Regions from separate parts of the Homo sapiens genome. Here region 2 is linked to region 1. A link is a contact called in ENCODE Hi-C or POLR2A ChIA-PET data. All regions are on one chromosome and are shown on one strand. The core of a region is the stretch at or near the end of the contact, and the rest is flanking DNA. Distances in the headings are between cores, read along the strand shown. Region 1 overlaps COA8 (cytochrome c oxidase assembly factor 8). Region 2 overlaps PPP1R13B (protein phosphatase 1 regulatory subunit 13B).

Evidence for each region. Hi-C counts contacts between places; a loop is a spot of excess contacts on that map. ChIA-PET counts read pairs that join two places held with the same protein, here RNA polymerase II (POLR2A). Pooled maps may share reads with other maps.
Region 2: a map of CD4-positive, alpha-beta T cell shows a loop between it and region 1 (2.2-fold over the local background). The contact joins two enhancer-like sites. A Hi-C loop is called at or near these places in 1 of 168 maps with a recorded cell type or tissue (CD4-positive, alpha-beta T cell), 3 of 37 single-sample maps with no recorded cell type and 1 of 50 pooled maps. POLR2A ChIA-PET finds 5 or more read pairs at or near these places in 2 of 52 experiments (WTC11 and activated T-cell).

The regions. Positions count from the first base shown.
Region 1 is chr14:103,572,978-103,580,832 of GRCh38, reverse strand. COA8 (cytochrome c oxidase assembly factor 8) reads right to left here. Exons shown (of 5, transcript NM_001370595.2): 3 at 6,663-6,726. Among named protein-coding and RNA genes, the nearest start is that of COA8, 14 kb to the right of the region's middle. Within about 2 kb of position 3,997, at least 19 of the 41 ENCODE cell types and tissues checked have a DNase peak (open chromatin) inside an H3K27ac peak, as active enhancers do.
Region 2 is chr14:103,772,217-103,780,071 of GRCh38, reverse strand. It overlaps PPP1R13B (protein phosphatase 1 regulatory subunit 13B), which reads left to right. Exons shown (of 17, transcript NM_015316.3): 4 at 1,251-1,327. Among named protein-coding and RNA genes, the nearest start is that of ZFYVE21, 60 kb to the right of the region's middle. Within about 2 kb of position 4,416, at least 2 of the 41 ENCODE cell types and tissues checked have a DNase peak (open chromatin) inside an H3K27ac peak, as active enhancers do.

The DNA of each region.
Region 1 (7,855 bases), core at 2,748-5,247:
AAGAATGAAACTCCGTCTCAAAAAAAAAAAAAAAACAACAGGCCAAGGATAGTGGCTCACGCCTGTAATCCCAGCACTTTGGGAGGCTGAGGTGGGTGGATCTGAGGTGAAGAGATTGAGACCATCCTGGCCAACATGGGAGACCTCATCTCTACTAAAAATACAAAAAAAATTAGCTTGGTGTGGTAGCACACACCTGTAGTCCCAGCTACTCAGGAGGCTGAGGCAGGAGGATTGCTTGAACCCGGGAGGTGGAGGTTGCAGTGAGCCAAGATAGGGCCACTGCACTCCAGCCTGGCGACAGAGTGAGACTCCGCTTCAAAAAACAAAAAAAACCACAAAAAACAAAAAACAAAAATTAGCTGGGTATGGTGGCAGATGCCTGTAGTCCTCACTATTTGGGAGGCTGAGGCAGGAGAATTGCTTGAACCCAGAGGCGGAAGCTGCAGTGAGCAGAGACTGCACCACTGCACTCCAGCCTGGGTGACAGATTGATACTCCATCTCGAAAAATAAATAAAATAAAATATAATGTTGTAATAAACCTAGGCAACATAGAAAAAAATTCTACAAAAAAATTTTTTTTTAAATTAGCGAGGCATGGTGGCATGTGCCTGTAGTCCCAGCAACTTGGGAGGCTGAGGCAGGAGGATGGCTTGAGCCTGGGAGGTTGAAGCTCCAGGGAGCCACGATCGCGCCACTGCACTCCAGCCTGAGTGGCAGAGCAAGGCTTTGTCTCCAAATATTTGCAAATAACCTACTCGCATCCTCCCATATGCTTTAAGTCATCCCTGGATTACTTATGATACCTAATACAATGTAAATGCTGTATGAACAGTTGTCATGCTGTACTTTTTTTTTTTTTTTTTTTGAGACAGAGTCTTGCTTTGTTGCCCAGGCTAGAGTGCAGTGGCATGATCTCGGCTCACTGCAGCCTCCATCTCCCAGGTTCAGATGATTCTCCTGCCTCAGCCTCCCAAGTAGCTGGGATTACAGGCATACGCCACCACGTCCAGCTAAGTTTTGTGTCTTTAGTATAGACGGGATTTCACATTGTTGGCCAGGCTGGTCTCGAACTCCTGACCTCAGGTGATCTGCCCGCCTCAGCCTCCCAAAGTGCTAGGATTACAGGCGTGAGCCACCGTGCCCGGCCGTTATGCTGTACTTCTAAATTTTTCTATTTTTGGCCGGGCGCGGTGGCTCATGCCTATAATCCCAGAACTTTGGGAGGCCGAGGTGGGTGGATCATCTGAGGTCAGGAGTTTGAGACCAGCCTGGCCAACATGGTGAAACCCTGCCTCTACTAAAAATACAAAAATTAGTCAGGTGTGGTGGTGTGTACCTGTAGTCCCAGCTACTCAGAAGGCTGAGGCAGGAGAATCGCTTGAACCAGGAGGCAGAGTTTGCAGTGAGCCGAGATCGTGCCACTGCACTCCAGCCTGGGTGACAGAGTGAGACTCCATCTAAAAAGAAAAAATTGTATTTTTTATTTTCAATATTTTATTGTTTATATGTTTATTGTTTTCAATATTTTTCAATCTGTGGTTGGTTGAACTGAGGACATAGGGGAGGGACAACCGTGTAGGGAAAAACCTAGTGTACATACAGGGCTTGGTACTAGCCTCAGTCTTAGGCATTCACTGGGGGTCTTGGAATGTATCCCTCGGATAAAGAGGGCCTACTCTGTCTCATGTGTTACTGTTAATACACATATAGGGCGCTCAAAACTGTGTCCGTACTCAGAGGTTGAGGCAGGAAGACTGCTTGAGGCCAGCCTGGTCAACATAGCGAGACCTCATCTGGGATGGACAGAGGCCAAGACTGTCCCCACCTGGCTGTGTGGCCCCAGAGCTGTGACTTACCTCCATCTCAGTTTCTTCCTCTCTAGTGTGTGACAGCAACCGCGCACCTCATGAAGCTACACTCCGTCAGTGTGGCAGGAGGGGCGCGGCTGGCACAGAAGTGCTTGCTTGTGGTCACTGCTGTTAGGGTGACCACGGGAGTATCCCAAAGGCAGGGGTACCAGCTGCTGCCACCTGACTCCATTGACATGGGCGTCCCTCAGGACAGGTCTCCTTGCATTTGGCTCAAACACCCCCAGGCCAAGGCTCAACAAGCAGCAGAAGCACTGTAATATCTGCTAAGCAGGGCACCATCCACACTGCAGCACTGCAGCTTAATACCGAACCTACCGCTAAGTTCAGGGAAAGAGGCAAAACACCGAGTTCACCACACTTACTGAAAACCGAGTGGGTGTTTCATAAATACTTAGGAGACTGACTTAAACTAAACCCATCTTGATGGTACTCTTCCTGCCACTGCATAAACACTCTGGGAATGAAATACATTAGAGGAATTCTCCCACAATACTGCCTGCCTTACAAATGAGATTTAATTTTGAGACTGGCAGAACTGAAATCACAGTATTCTGCTGCTTGCACTTCAAATTCAATCACTCATTTTTCTGCACTGCTGCAGAATATTCCGGTGAAGGCCAGTAAGTGCGTAGGCCACCACAGCCTTATCCGTTCTTCTAGTACTGGGCATTTCCATTCTTCCCATTCTTCTGCAATGAAAGATTGTGCTGCAAGGAACACACAGCTGAACTCTTCCCATGTTTCCCCACATGAATTTTTTTTTTGGAGACAGTCTGGCTCTGTCACTCAGGCTGGAGTGCAGTGACACAATCTCGGCTCACTGCAGCCTCCACCCCCTGGGCTCAAGTGATCCTCCCACCTCAGCCTCCCGAGTAGTTGGGACTACAGACACATACTGCCAAACTTGGCTTTTTTTTTTTTTTTTTTTTTTTGAGATGGAGTTTCACTCTTGCTGCCCAGGCTGGAGTGCAATGGTGCAATCTCGGTTCAGTGCAACTTCCGCCTCCGGGGTTCAAGCGATTCTTCTGCCTCAGCCTCCTGAGTAGCTGGGATTACAGGCATGCATCACCACGACTGGCTAATTTTGTATTTTTAGTAGAGATGGAGTTTCTTCATGTTGGTCAGGCTGGTCTCAAACTCCTGACCTCAGGTGATCCGCCTGCCTCAGCCTCCCAAAGTGCTGGGATTACAGGCATGAGCCACCGCACCCGGCCTTAATTATTTTTATTTTTAAATTTTTTGTAGACAAAGGGTTTTACCATGTTGCCCAGGCTGGTCTCAAACTCCTGGGCTCAAGTGATCCACCCACCTCAGCCTCACAAAGTGGTGGGATTACAGGTATGAGCCACCAAGCCTGGCTCTCACATGAATTCTTAGAGATGATTCATGAGCATCATTTGCCTGCTTCCTGGGGTATATGTAAATATGTGTAGCTAAATTCTTCTGGAAAAGGGGCTGAGGATTTTCTGCTGCCATCCACCTTTGATGTAACTCCGCCAGCACTGAGTCTCAAGACTGAAAACATTCCCCCATGAACTGAGTAAGCATGAAATGATGACTTCTTGTTGCATATGCACTGTAGGCTGGGCGCGGTGGCTCATGCCTGTAATCCCACCACTTTGGGAGACTGAGATGAGAAGATCACTTGAGGTCAGGAGTTTGAGACCAGCCTGGTCAACATGGTGAAACTCCGTCTACGAAACACACACACACACACAAATTAGCCAGGTGTGGGGGCGGGTGCCTATAATCCCAGCTACTTGGAAGGCTGAGACAGGAGAATTGCTTGAACCCGGAGGTGGAGACTGCAGTGAGCCGAGATCACGCCACTGCACTCCAGCCTGGTGACAGAGTGAGACTCCATCTCAAAAAAATAAACAAATATGCCTTGTAAAATTTAGAGTTTGAACAATTTTTTCTTCTTGTAGTCACGTTATTTGTCTATAAATGTGTGTTATTTCTGAGTATTTGTGGCAGCTTTTCCTGAAGTCCAAATTGCCCATGTTGTTTTGCTGCCAGCACTTGCCCTTCCTCACATTTCCGGGACACTGATCCCTGCGCCTACCCAGCCCTCTGATCCTTTGCCAGCAGGCCTGCTCTTTTGCCTGCTTCCTCCCGTCTCCATGGCAGCAGCCAGGCTCTCTGCACAAGCCCCACCTCTGCCTCAGCTAATCCGGGCACCTCCCAACCGGGCTGGAGCCAGCCTGAGGAAAGGCAGCCTCCTCAGCTGACTGCTTCTTTGAACTTAGGAGGGATAAACAAGGAGGCAGAGAAAGCCAGTTTATAGCATGAGAAAGGTAAGGCAGTGGCCTAGGAGAAAAGTTTAAACATGAGGAAGAAATTGCTCTGGTCCTAGCGTCTGAGCACAGGCCATGACTGGGGCCAGCTCCACCCGCCTCTGGGTACTGAGCCACCTCCACATATGCTCAGCAAACTCTCCTGTCCAGAAACCTGGATCAAAAGGAGTCTTAACACAGACGTTTTCAGCTTTTATGTTCTTGAATATCTCTGTCTTCACCCTCAAGCTCAGGACGGTATCATTCCTCCAGATAATGGTGAGTCTGTTATATCCTATTAGATGCTCTACAGCTGCGAACTATGTATCTAACTCTTTAATCCATAAACAATCGACTTTCTTTTTTTATTTTTTTGAGACAGAGTCTCGCTCTGTCACCCAGGCTGGAGTGCAGTGGCGCAATCTCGGCTCACCGCAACCTCCGCCTCCTGGGTTCAAGTGATTCTCCTGCCTCAGTCTCCTGAGTAGCTGGGATTACAGGCAAGTGCCACCACGACCAGCTAATTTTTGTATTTTTAGTAGAGACGGGGTTTCACCATGTTGATCAGGCTGGTCTCGAACTCCTGACCTTGTGATTCCCCTGCCTCAGCCTCCCAAAGTGCTGGGATTACAGGCGTGAACCACCGCGCCCGGCCTGACTTTTAATAATTAACTTTTTGGCCAGGCACAGTGGCTCACGCCTGTAATCCCAGCACTTTGGGAGGATGAGGTGAGTGGACTGCTTGAGCTCAGGAGTTTGAGACCAGCCTGGGCAACACGGCAAAACTCCGTCTCTACAAAAAACACAAAAATTAGGCAGGTGTGGTGCTGGCGTGCACCTGCAGTCCTAGCTACTTGGGAGGCTGAAGTGGGAGGATCACTTGAGCCCAGGAGGTCAAGGCTGCAGTAAGCCTAGATGGTGCCACTGCATTCCAGCCTGGGAGACAGAGTGAGACCCTGACTCAAGAAACAAAAAAAGAAATTAATAATAATTAACATTTTGACCCACTGGAATACATTTGTATTGCAGAGAGAACGAATCTAAATTTGTTCTTTTGGGCCAAAGCTTTCTCCAATATCACGTATTCAACAAAGCTCCCCTTCTCTTGGCTCTTGGGGACCTACATCCTCACGCATTGGTGCAACCGTGTACAAGACATGTGCTCTGGCCCAAGGTGACACGCCTGCTGCCCCACTCCCACTGCAGGCACCGTGGCCTGCTCACTTTCAACAGCTGCCAGAGCAGGCAGCTCCCTGTATGTTTCCCTTCCTTAACACATCCTGTCCTATTACCAAATTCAGTTTCAAACCTAATTTAAGGCCAGCCTTTCAATACTCAGCAAAGCCATCAATAGGATTCTGGGACCTTAGTAAGAATCAAAACAACTTCTCCCATCTGTTAGGAGAGTGGCTGTCTCCAAAGCCCTTCCAAGCTATGAGCCGACCTAGTCCTACCTGATATGATGACAGACCTATGGACACGGCACATGTGGTGTGCACACAAGCACACACACATGTACACACGTGCACGTACGCACACACATGCGTACACACGCACGCATACACGGCCAGGTCAGCATGGAATGCGCTGACAGCCATGGGGCGCGGCGAGGCCCAGTAAGGCTTTGCAATCCGACTCCCGACGTGAGAATCCAGGCCACGCCACATTCTCACTGTGCAATTCTGGTGAAGCCTCAGGTTGCTCATCTATAAAATGGTAAAGATAACAGTATCTACTTCATTGGGTCACTGTGGGAAATGCAACAGGTGATATATGCACAGGACTTGCACAGTGTCCAGCACAGGACCCAAAACTGTGAGTGCTCATTCTCATGCTTACTGCTGGATGCAGCATCTGCTCCAGCTCTGCCCCACAAGACCCCACCTCTCCAGGGCCCGCAAGACCCCACCTCTCCAGCAGCCAGCAAATAGCAACAGAGGTCCTGGCATGGGGGTGACTCAAGCTCCTGGCCCTTTATTCCAAATGAATCAGGTGAGGCAAAGGATTAGTAGGAATGGCACTTTAGCCCAATGACAGACTTGGCTTTTGGGGTCGATGATTTTGGATTTTCTATCAGAACAACTTTTTGGCAGCAGACATCTGTTTAACGAACAGCATGAGATGTTATTCAGGCCTAACACTGACACCAGGAGAAAATAAGGAGAGGCTATTTTGAGCACTGAACTGAGATCAGGAATCAGAAGAAAAGCTGCTTTGGAGGGAGAAGCTGCAAAGGCTGAGACCTCAGTACGAAAGTCAAAGGTCAGAGGTTGGTCATCCATCATAACCACCTAAAATCCGGAGAGAAAGGAGGGAGCTGAGATTGGAGAGCCATGCCTGGGAACTGGGTGTGCAAGAGAACTTGGACAGGGGTGTGCCGAGCACTGCCCCAAAGCAGGCCAAGGACCGCCCTGAACTTCCCCACCTCTCTCACCGCCCTTCCTTTCCCTTTTCATGGACTAGCTCAAACGCAAAGAAAGCAAAAAAAACAATCAAACAAACACACTAACCTGATTCAGTTCTCAGGCCCAGGCCTTTAGTTTTTAGTCTTGAGTGAATAAATTCTTCTTTTTCCTTAAAAAAAAAAAAAAAAAAAAAAAAAGGCTCTCAGAACTCCTTTCTCTGTCTTTCCATTTTTCTTTGGCTAGAGCACAGCTCACGGTGTACTGGAGAAGTTTAGATGTGGATTTTCTGAGAAGCTAGTGACCCATCTCAAAGCTCGTTTAAAACCCTCTGAATGTGGTTAAAAGTTTTGTGCTTGAAACAGGATTTGAGAAGATGTTCAATAAACTTTGGGAGACGCTGTTTGTTTATAAATCCACAGAATAGGTCAGGCACAGTGGCTCACACCCATAATGCCAGCACTTTGGGAGGACGAGGTGGGTGGATCACCTGAGGTCAGGAGTTCCAGACCAGCCTGGCCAACATGGAGAAACCCCGTCTCTACTAAAAATACAAAAATTAGCCCAATGTGATGGTGGGCACCTGTAATCCCACCTACTTAGGAGGCTGAGGCGGGAGAACTGCTTGAACCCAGGAGGCGGAGGTTGCAGTGAGCCGAGATCACGCCACTGCACTCCAGCCTGGACAACAGAGTGAGACTCTGTCTCAAAACAAAAACAACAACAACAAAAAAAACCCTCCACAGAATATGATAAATATACCCCACCAGACATAGCCCACTCAAATGGAAAGTCAAAGTTTAAATGTTGCCGGGCACGATGGCTCATGCCTGTAATCCCAGCACTTTGGGAGGCCAAGGCAGGCGAATCACCTGAAGGTCAGGGGTTCAAGACCAGCCTGGCCAATGTGGTGAAACCCCATCTCTTCTAAACATACAAAAATTAGCCGGGTGTGGTGGCGGGCGCCTGTAATCCCAGCTACTTGGGAGGCTGAGGCAGGAGAATCGCTTGAACCAGGGAGGTGGAGGTTGCAGTGAGCTGAGATCATGTCACTGCACTCCAGCCTGGGCAACAGGAGTGAAACTCCATCTCAGAAGAAAAAAAAAAAAGTTAAATGTTTTTCTTCTGGTTTAGACTATTTATACTTCTTTCTTACACAGTTTATTTATAAGTATCCTGTTAAGAATTTTGAATTCTCTGCTGGGCATGGTGGCTTATGCTTGTAATCCCAACACTTTGGGAGGCCGAGGTGGGCGGATCACGAGGTCAGGAGATCAAGACCATCCTGGCCAACAGAGTGA
Region 2 (7,855 bases), core at 3,167-5,666, 200 kb before region 1:
GTTCAAGCAATTCTCCTGCCTCAGCCTCCTAGTTAGCTGGGATTACAGGTGTGCACCACCACGCCTGGGTAATTTTTGTAATTTTACTAGAGACAGGGTTTTGCCATTCGGGCAGGCTGGTCTCAAACTCCTGGCTTCAAGCAGCCTGTCCGCCTCAGCCTTCCAAAGTGCTGGGATTACAGGCGTGAGCCACCATGCCTGGCCGCAAATGCCTTTTTGAAAATTTTTTTCTTTTTTTTCCTCTCTTGGTAATATGAATGCCAAATTTTTATCTTTATGTTATTTTTGAGACAGGGTCTCACTGTCACCTGGGCTGGAGCGCAATGGTGCGATCATGGTTCACTGCAGTCTCTACCTCCTAGGCTCAAGCTATTCTCCTCAGCCTCGTGAGTGGCTGGGACTACAGGCACATGAGGCACATGTCACCATGCCTCGCTACTTTCTGTATTTTTTTTTTTTTGTAGAGACAGATTTTCGCCACGTTGCCCAGGCTGGTCTTGAATTCCTGAGCTCAAGTGATCCTCCCACCTTGGGAGAATCCCAGCACCTCCCAAAGTGCTGGGAATACAGACATGAGCCACCTCGCCCAGCCCCAAATTTTTATTTTTAATTGAGATAAAATACACATAAAATTTACCATCTTCTCCATTTTTAAGTGTTAAAAGCCTTTTGATAACAAGTCAATTTCAAGATTCTGAGATAGAATGTAAAAAGAAAAGATTTCATTTACACACTTTATTTCATTTATTTTTAATTTATTTTTTTTAAACAGGGTCTTGCTCTGTTGCCCAGGCTGGAGTGCAACAGAGCAAGATTGTGCAGTAGCCCAATCCTGACTTACTGCAGCCTCGACCCCTCTCACTCAAGTCATTCTCCCGCCTCAGCCCCCCAAGTAGCTGAGACTACAGGGTGCACCACCATACCCGGCTAATTTTAAAATATTTATTGTGGAAACAAAGTCTCCCCATGTTGCTGAGGCTGGTCTAGAACTCATGGGCTCAAGCTATCTTCCTGCTTTGGCCTCCCAAAGTGCTGGGATTATAGGTGTGAGCCACTGAGCGCAGCCTGAACAACTTTATATATAAAAGATTAATTGTAAGACCATTTTTTCAACTGTACTAAAGTCTTGAATTTCTCAGCCTGGTATTTTACACTTGTGTTCAATAAATATTTGAATACATGAAGAAATGGGAGAATATTACTTTTTTCTAATACGCCTTTTGGTGAGTTTGGTTCTTTTATTTCTTTAGGTGGCCGTCAGACCCAAGAGCAACGAACTCAGAGAAATGTAATAAATGTACCTGGAGAAAAACGTACTGAAAATGGGGTAAGTGACAGTGAATTAAATTGAATTTTAAAAATTGATGGCTAGGTGCAGTGGGTTACACCTGTAATCTCAGCACTTTGGGAGGCCAAGGTGGGAGGATCACATGAGGGCAGGAGTTTGAGATCAGCTGGAGCAAGATGGTGAGACCCTCTGTCTATAAAAGGTTTTAAAAAATTAATCAGATGAGGCCAGGTGTGTGGCTCACACATGTAATCCTAGCACTTTGGGAGACTGAGGCGCACAGATCACGAGGTCAGGAGTTGAGACCAGCTTGGCCAATCTGGTGAAACCCCGTCTCTACAAAAAAATACAAAAATTAGCCAGGCATGGTGGCATGCGCCTGTAGTCCCAGCTACTCGGGAGGCTGAGGCAGGAGAATTGCTGGAACCCGGGAGGCAGAGGTTGCAGTGAGCCAAGATCGCACCACTGTACTCCAGCTTGGGCAATAGAGACTCCGTGTCAAAAAAAAAAAAAAAAAAAAGTCAGATGTGGCCAGGCGTGGTGGCTCATGCCTGTAAATCCCAGCATTTTGGGAGGCCGAGGCGGGCAGATCCCCTGAGGTCAGGAGTTCAAGACCAGGCTGGCCAATATGGTGAAACCCTGTTTCTACTAAAAATACAAAAAAATTAGCTGGGCGTGGTGGTGGGCGCCTGTAATCCCAGCTACTCAGGAGGCTGAGGCAGGAGAATCGCTTGAACCCAGGAGGCAGAGGTTGGAGTGAGCCAAGATCGCACCATTGCACTCCAGCCTGGGCAACGAGCGAAATTCCATCTCAAAAAAAAAAAAGTCAGATGTGGTAGCATCTGCCTGTAGTCCCAGCTACTCAGGAGGCTGAGGCGGGATGATGACTTGAGCCCAGGAGTTTGAGGCTGCCATGAGTCATGATTATACCACTGCACTTCAGCCTTGTCAACAGAGTAAGACCCTGTTTTTTTTTTTTTTTTAATTGCTTTTTACCGGTAGTAATGAGTTTGGGTGATAACTTATTTTTAAATAATTATTTTGGGGGTAGATATTGTCATTTCTATTGAATATTTCAAAATATTATATGAAATTATAAAGCAGCAGTCACTGAGTGGTGTTACCTATTCACATAATGGTCCATGAATCAGATCATGTCTCCTTTGGAGCAGCCCTCCACCTGCCCTTCACATGCTGCTGCCATGTCCTCTCCTGGAGCAGGCAGTGGGTGCCTCTGTGCACGTAAACACAGCATCTCTGTGGCGGCAGATGGGCTATGGGCTTAGCTTGTAGACTAAGAGTTGAGTAGGCTGACTTGCTTTGCATCTTCAGTGTTGGTTCTGGATCCTCTGTCAGGTTTTGACAGACACAATGGATGGTGGGCTGCAGTGTCTTCCTCCATCATTGTGGTATAGACTTGGAGAATAGATGGAATGCTTATCATAGGTGAGGGGAGCTGTGGAGGAGCTCTTTGTAAGAAATGTTGGTGTTGGCTGGGCGTGGTGGCTCACACCTGTAATCCTGGCACTTTGGGAGGCCAAGGTCGGTGGATCACCTGAGGTCAGGAGTTCGAGACCAGTCTGACCAATATGGTGAAACCCTATCTCTACTAAAAATACAAAAATTAGCTGGTCGTGGTGGCATGCGCCTGTAGTCCCAGCTACTCAGGAGGCTGAGACAGGAGAATCACATGAACCCAGGAGGCAGAGGTTGCAATGAGCCGAGATCGTGCCACTGCACTCCAGCCTGGGCAAGAGAGTGAGACTCCATCTCAAAAAAAGCCGAAATGTTGGTGTATGTTGAAAGAATGAACCAAATAGGGACATTTTTAATGTGGTCTTTTCTGAAAATTTGAAGATAACTGTAACAAGTAATTTTAAGACTAGAGATTGAGTTTCTTTTTTTTTTTTTTGAGGCAGAGTCTCACTCTGTCGCCCAGGCTGGAGTGCAGTGGCCTGATCTGGGCTCACTGCAAGCTCCGCCTCCCGGATTCAAGCCATTCTCCTGCCTCAGCCTCCCCAGCAGCTGGGACTACAGGCGCACACCGCCACGCCCGGCTAATTTTTTGTATTTTTAATAGAGATGGGGTTTCACCGTGTTAGCCAAGATGGTCTCAATCTCCTGACCTTGTGATCCGCCCACCTTGGCCTCCCAAAGTTCTGGGATTACAGGCGTGAGCCATCGCGCCCAGCCTGATTGAGTTTCTTTTTCTGGCTGTAACACTAACTAGGCATCTAAGCTTAGGCAAGTTCCTTCCTCACACAGGGCTGGGCATGGTGAGATACTGGTAAAGTGCATGGAATCTAGAGTGTGACTGGCCCATGTTTAGCCCACTGGCCTCGGAGCTTTCTAATGAGCTGAATTTGAGCAAGTTATTTCACCTCTCTACTTCCCAACTTATTATTGAATTGCTAGTTCTTTTATTGGCTATATTTGTGACCCTACCTCATATACTTAAATCTCTGTTTATTTGTACTATCAACTTTAAACAGTATCTCTGGACCTTGCTCTTTGTAAAATGATAATATTAGGCCCCTGCCATCTTTCCTTCCTTCCTTCCTTCCTTCCTTCCTTCCTTCCTTCCTTCCTTCCTTCCTCCCTCCCTCCCTCCCTCCTTCCCTTCCTCCCTTCCTTCCTTCCTTCCAGCTCTTGCAGCTGTACCAGACTTTCATGTTGTAAAGGTTGACAATATTTGTATATTGTTATCTAACTATAAACCTTTTTTGCTTTGTCTGTAGATTGGTTATAAAGTTGAAAACCATTTAGCAGTTTCATTATTTTAGATTTTGCAGGTATTATCCACTGCAGAGCCATGTGGTATACTAGATTATATTTTCTTCTCTTTGGTTTCAATATCATAATCCTTCTGCCACTCAGGGAGAAATATTCCTGTTGTTAAGATTATAGATTCTCCCTCTTCACATTCCTGCCTTCTGTCATTGGAGTAGAGATTTGTCCACTGCAAATCAAGAGCCTCTACAGAGTTCTTCCAGGCGGATCTGCTTCAGGACGTCTTAAGAAATAGACGCACACACACCACTGGTAGAAATTTTCATTCAGTAAATCTGGAGTGGGGCCTAGAAAACTCCCCATGTGACTATGTTGCCATGCCAAGCTTGGGAACATCCAGGTTACACTTTAGCAAGCATTTATAGCTTGTTTGTCCAACAGAATGTTGAAGATCTTTTTGAGTTCTAAGATTTACCATGGGACGGGCGCGGTGGCTAGCTCCTGTAATCCCAGCACTTTGGGAGGCCAAGGTAGGCGGATCACCTGAGGTCAGGAGTTCTAGACCAATCTGGCCAACATGGTGAAACCCTCTCTCTACTAAAGATACAAAAATTAGCTGGGCATGATGGCAGGTGCCTGTAATCCCAGCTGTTCTGGAGGCTGAGGCAGGAGAATCGCCTGAACCCAGGAGACAGAGGTTGCAGTGAGCTGAGATTGCACCACTGCGCTCCAGCCTGGGTGACAGAGCGAGACTCTGTCTCCAAAAAAAAAAAAATAATAATAATAATAAGTGAAAGAAAGAAAGGAAGAAAGAATTACCATGACCTGAACTTCAGGGAAGATTAAATAGATACATTGAGTAGGCCGTGTGTTGAAGAAGTGAGGTGTGTTGTATATGATATAATATATGGAAGAGACTCAAAAGGAAAGCATTCCAAATGTATGATAAATTGGGTAGACCAGTTTTGATGTGATGAGACCTTTTCCTTGATGAAGTTTTTTCTTGTTAATAAGGAGATAATGTGTATATTTCAAGATCAACAAAATTGAAACCTGAAACCAAAGTGAAAAATGTGTTTTTATCCTTTATGTGGCTTGTAATTAGAGGAAGGTATGAGAGCTCCTCTAGAGGAATAATTTAGGATTGGAAGCATCACATCAAAGATGTTACTGTATTTTATGGCTTACACATCTACCTTTTAAGCTTAATAATACGTTACCTTCTAAAACACTTTATTGTCTACAGAGCGGTTTTACGTGCATTTTAAGATATGAAAAACATCTTCCCCCAAAATGTTTCTGTGTATACCTTGGTTATAGAATAATGACATGCTAATAAGCCTTCTAACTTCTGGGCTGAGACATCTAAGGATAGATTAAGGAGAGCTGTGAAGAAAGGGGGGAGTGTGGGTTGGAAGAGAAGGGCAGGATGCTGAGTTGGTGTGATTGATGTCCATCAGCAGCTGCTGAACTAAGAAGCCGGGGAAGTTCTGCTCTCTGAAAATTGTAGGCCAGCAAGTCAGGTTAATACTACTGTGCTGGTTTGTCATTATGCTATAAAGGCAAATTGATTTGTTCTCATTATATATGCCTGTGTTGAAGCTTCCAAGATGTCCCCAGGTTCCGTGGTTTGCTAGGACCACTCAGGACTAAGCATAGAGTTCTCTTGAGTTGCTACAGTGAAAGGATTCAGAGCCAGATCAGCAAAGAGGAAAGACACATTCGACTTAGGTGTCCTGGAAGAACTTTTTCCTGTCTTCTCAGCCAAGCAGTTTTAAAATCTGAGTCAGTTTTTGCTTTATTCTAGGATATCCAGTAAGTTGCCAAGACCAATTGATCCTACCCTCCTGTGTTTTCTTCTAAGAGCTTTATAGTTTTAGCTCTTACATGTAGTTCTATGATCAATTTTAAGTTAATTTTTGTGTATAGTGTGAGTTAAAGGATTCAAATTAATTCTTTTCCATGTAAATATCCAGTTATCCCAGCACCATTTGGTGAAAAGACTATTCTCTCTCCCACTGAATTGCCTGACACCTTTGTCAGATCAATTGACCATAAATGTGATGTTTATTTCCAGAAGCATTCATTGCTAATGTAATCACCCAGGCACCGTTTTCCATATGGTGCCCAAGACTCAACTGTGCCTATCATCTCCTAGGCCAGATAACATTTCAACTGTCTAGAGAAAAACTTTTAGACTTATGCCAGGAGAGGATAGAGGCAGTCACCTAGGAGCATGGAGTTGGGGAGTAGATAGGGATTTAACTGCCTCTTAAATATTGTTCACTCAGTCTGCCTTATTTTCAGTCCCTACATTTTATTCCCCTTTCCAGAGGTACATGGTGTTGTCAGTTCCTGAAACTTTGAAGATTCTGTGCTGTAACTGGAGTGTTTATCCAGTTTTACTCCTTCTGGCTTGAGGTTTGTCTCAGATGTACTAGGTCAGTTATTTCTCGTCTGTTCTTTTGCCAACTTCCAAACATCTGTGTTGTGTGCACTGCTGTTAGTCCCGCTTTTGTGGTTTTATATTATTTGATGTAAAAATCCCTTTACTGTCAATTAGTGGAGTTTTGGGATTTAATGAAATTGGGATTAATCCTCCCTTGTGAGCAGAGCCAGGTGTGAATTTCTTTTAATTTCCCTATTGGGCTTTGTTGAATTTACTGATTCTGAGGATTGGCATCTGTCAACAGCTCTGGAACATTCTCTGTTATCTCGAGAAGTATTTTATCTTCTGCATTCTTTCTGTTTTCTTCTTTTGGAACTCTTATTAGACCTTCATCTTTCATTTTATTCTCCTTGTCTCTTAATTTCTTTTTTATATATTCTCTTTTTTGGTCTCTTTGTACTATATTCTGGATACTGTCCTAAGATTCATCTTTCAGTTAGTGAATTTTGTCTTCAGCTGTGTCTGTCTATTTAATACATAAAAGGTGCTTTTATTATTATTATTTTGAAAGGTATGACATAGTCTAGGAAAAATACTAGCAAATCATGTACCTGATAAAGGATTCAGATGCAGAATATATAAAGAACTCCCAAAGCTTAATAATAAGAAAACAAACAACCCAATTCAAAAAAGAAATAGGCCGAGCTCAATGGCTCATGCCTGTAATCCCAGCACTTTGGGAGGCTGAGGCGGGTGGATCACTTGAAGTCAGGAGTTCGAGACCAGCCTGGCCAACATGGCGAAACCCTGTCTCTACTAAAAATACAAAAATTAGCCCAGCATGGTTGTGCACGCCTGTAATCCCAACTACTTGGGAGGCAGGAGAATCACTTGAACTTGGGAGGTGGAGGTTGCAGTGAGCTGAGATCGCGCCACTGCACTCTAGCCTGGGCAACAGAGTAAGACTCTGTCTCAAAAAAAAAAAAAAAGAAAAAGAAACAGGTGAAAGATTGAACAGGTGCTTCCCCAAATAAAATATATGAATGTCAAGTAAGCACATGGAAAGGTGTTCACCATCATTAGTCTTTAGGAAAATACAAATTAAAACCACCATGAAGTGGCATTACACACCTATTAGAATGTCTAATGTTAAAAAGACTGATCATAACAAGTGTTGGTGAGGAAAGGGAGAAATTGGAACTCTTATGTATTGCTTGTGGGAATGTAAAATGGTATAATCTGGAAAATAATTTGGTAGTTTGAAACTTAAACATAAATCTACTGTATGACCCAACAACTCTACTCTTAAATATTTACCTTAGAGAAATGGAAGCAAATGTCTGTGCAGACTTGTACATGGCTGTCCATAGCAGTTTGATTTGGCTTGAAGCCAAAATCTGGCAACAACCCAAATGTTCGTTAACAGATAAATGCACAAATAGACTATG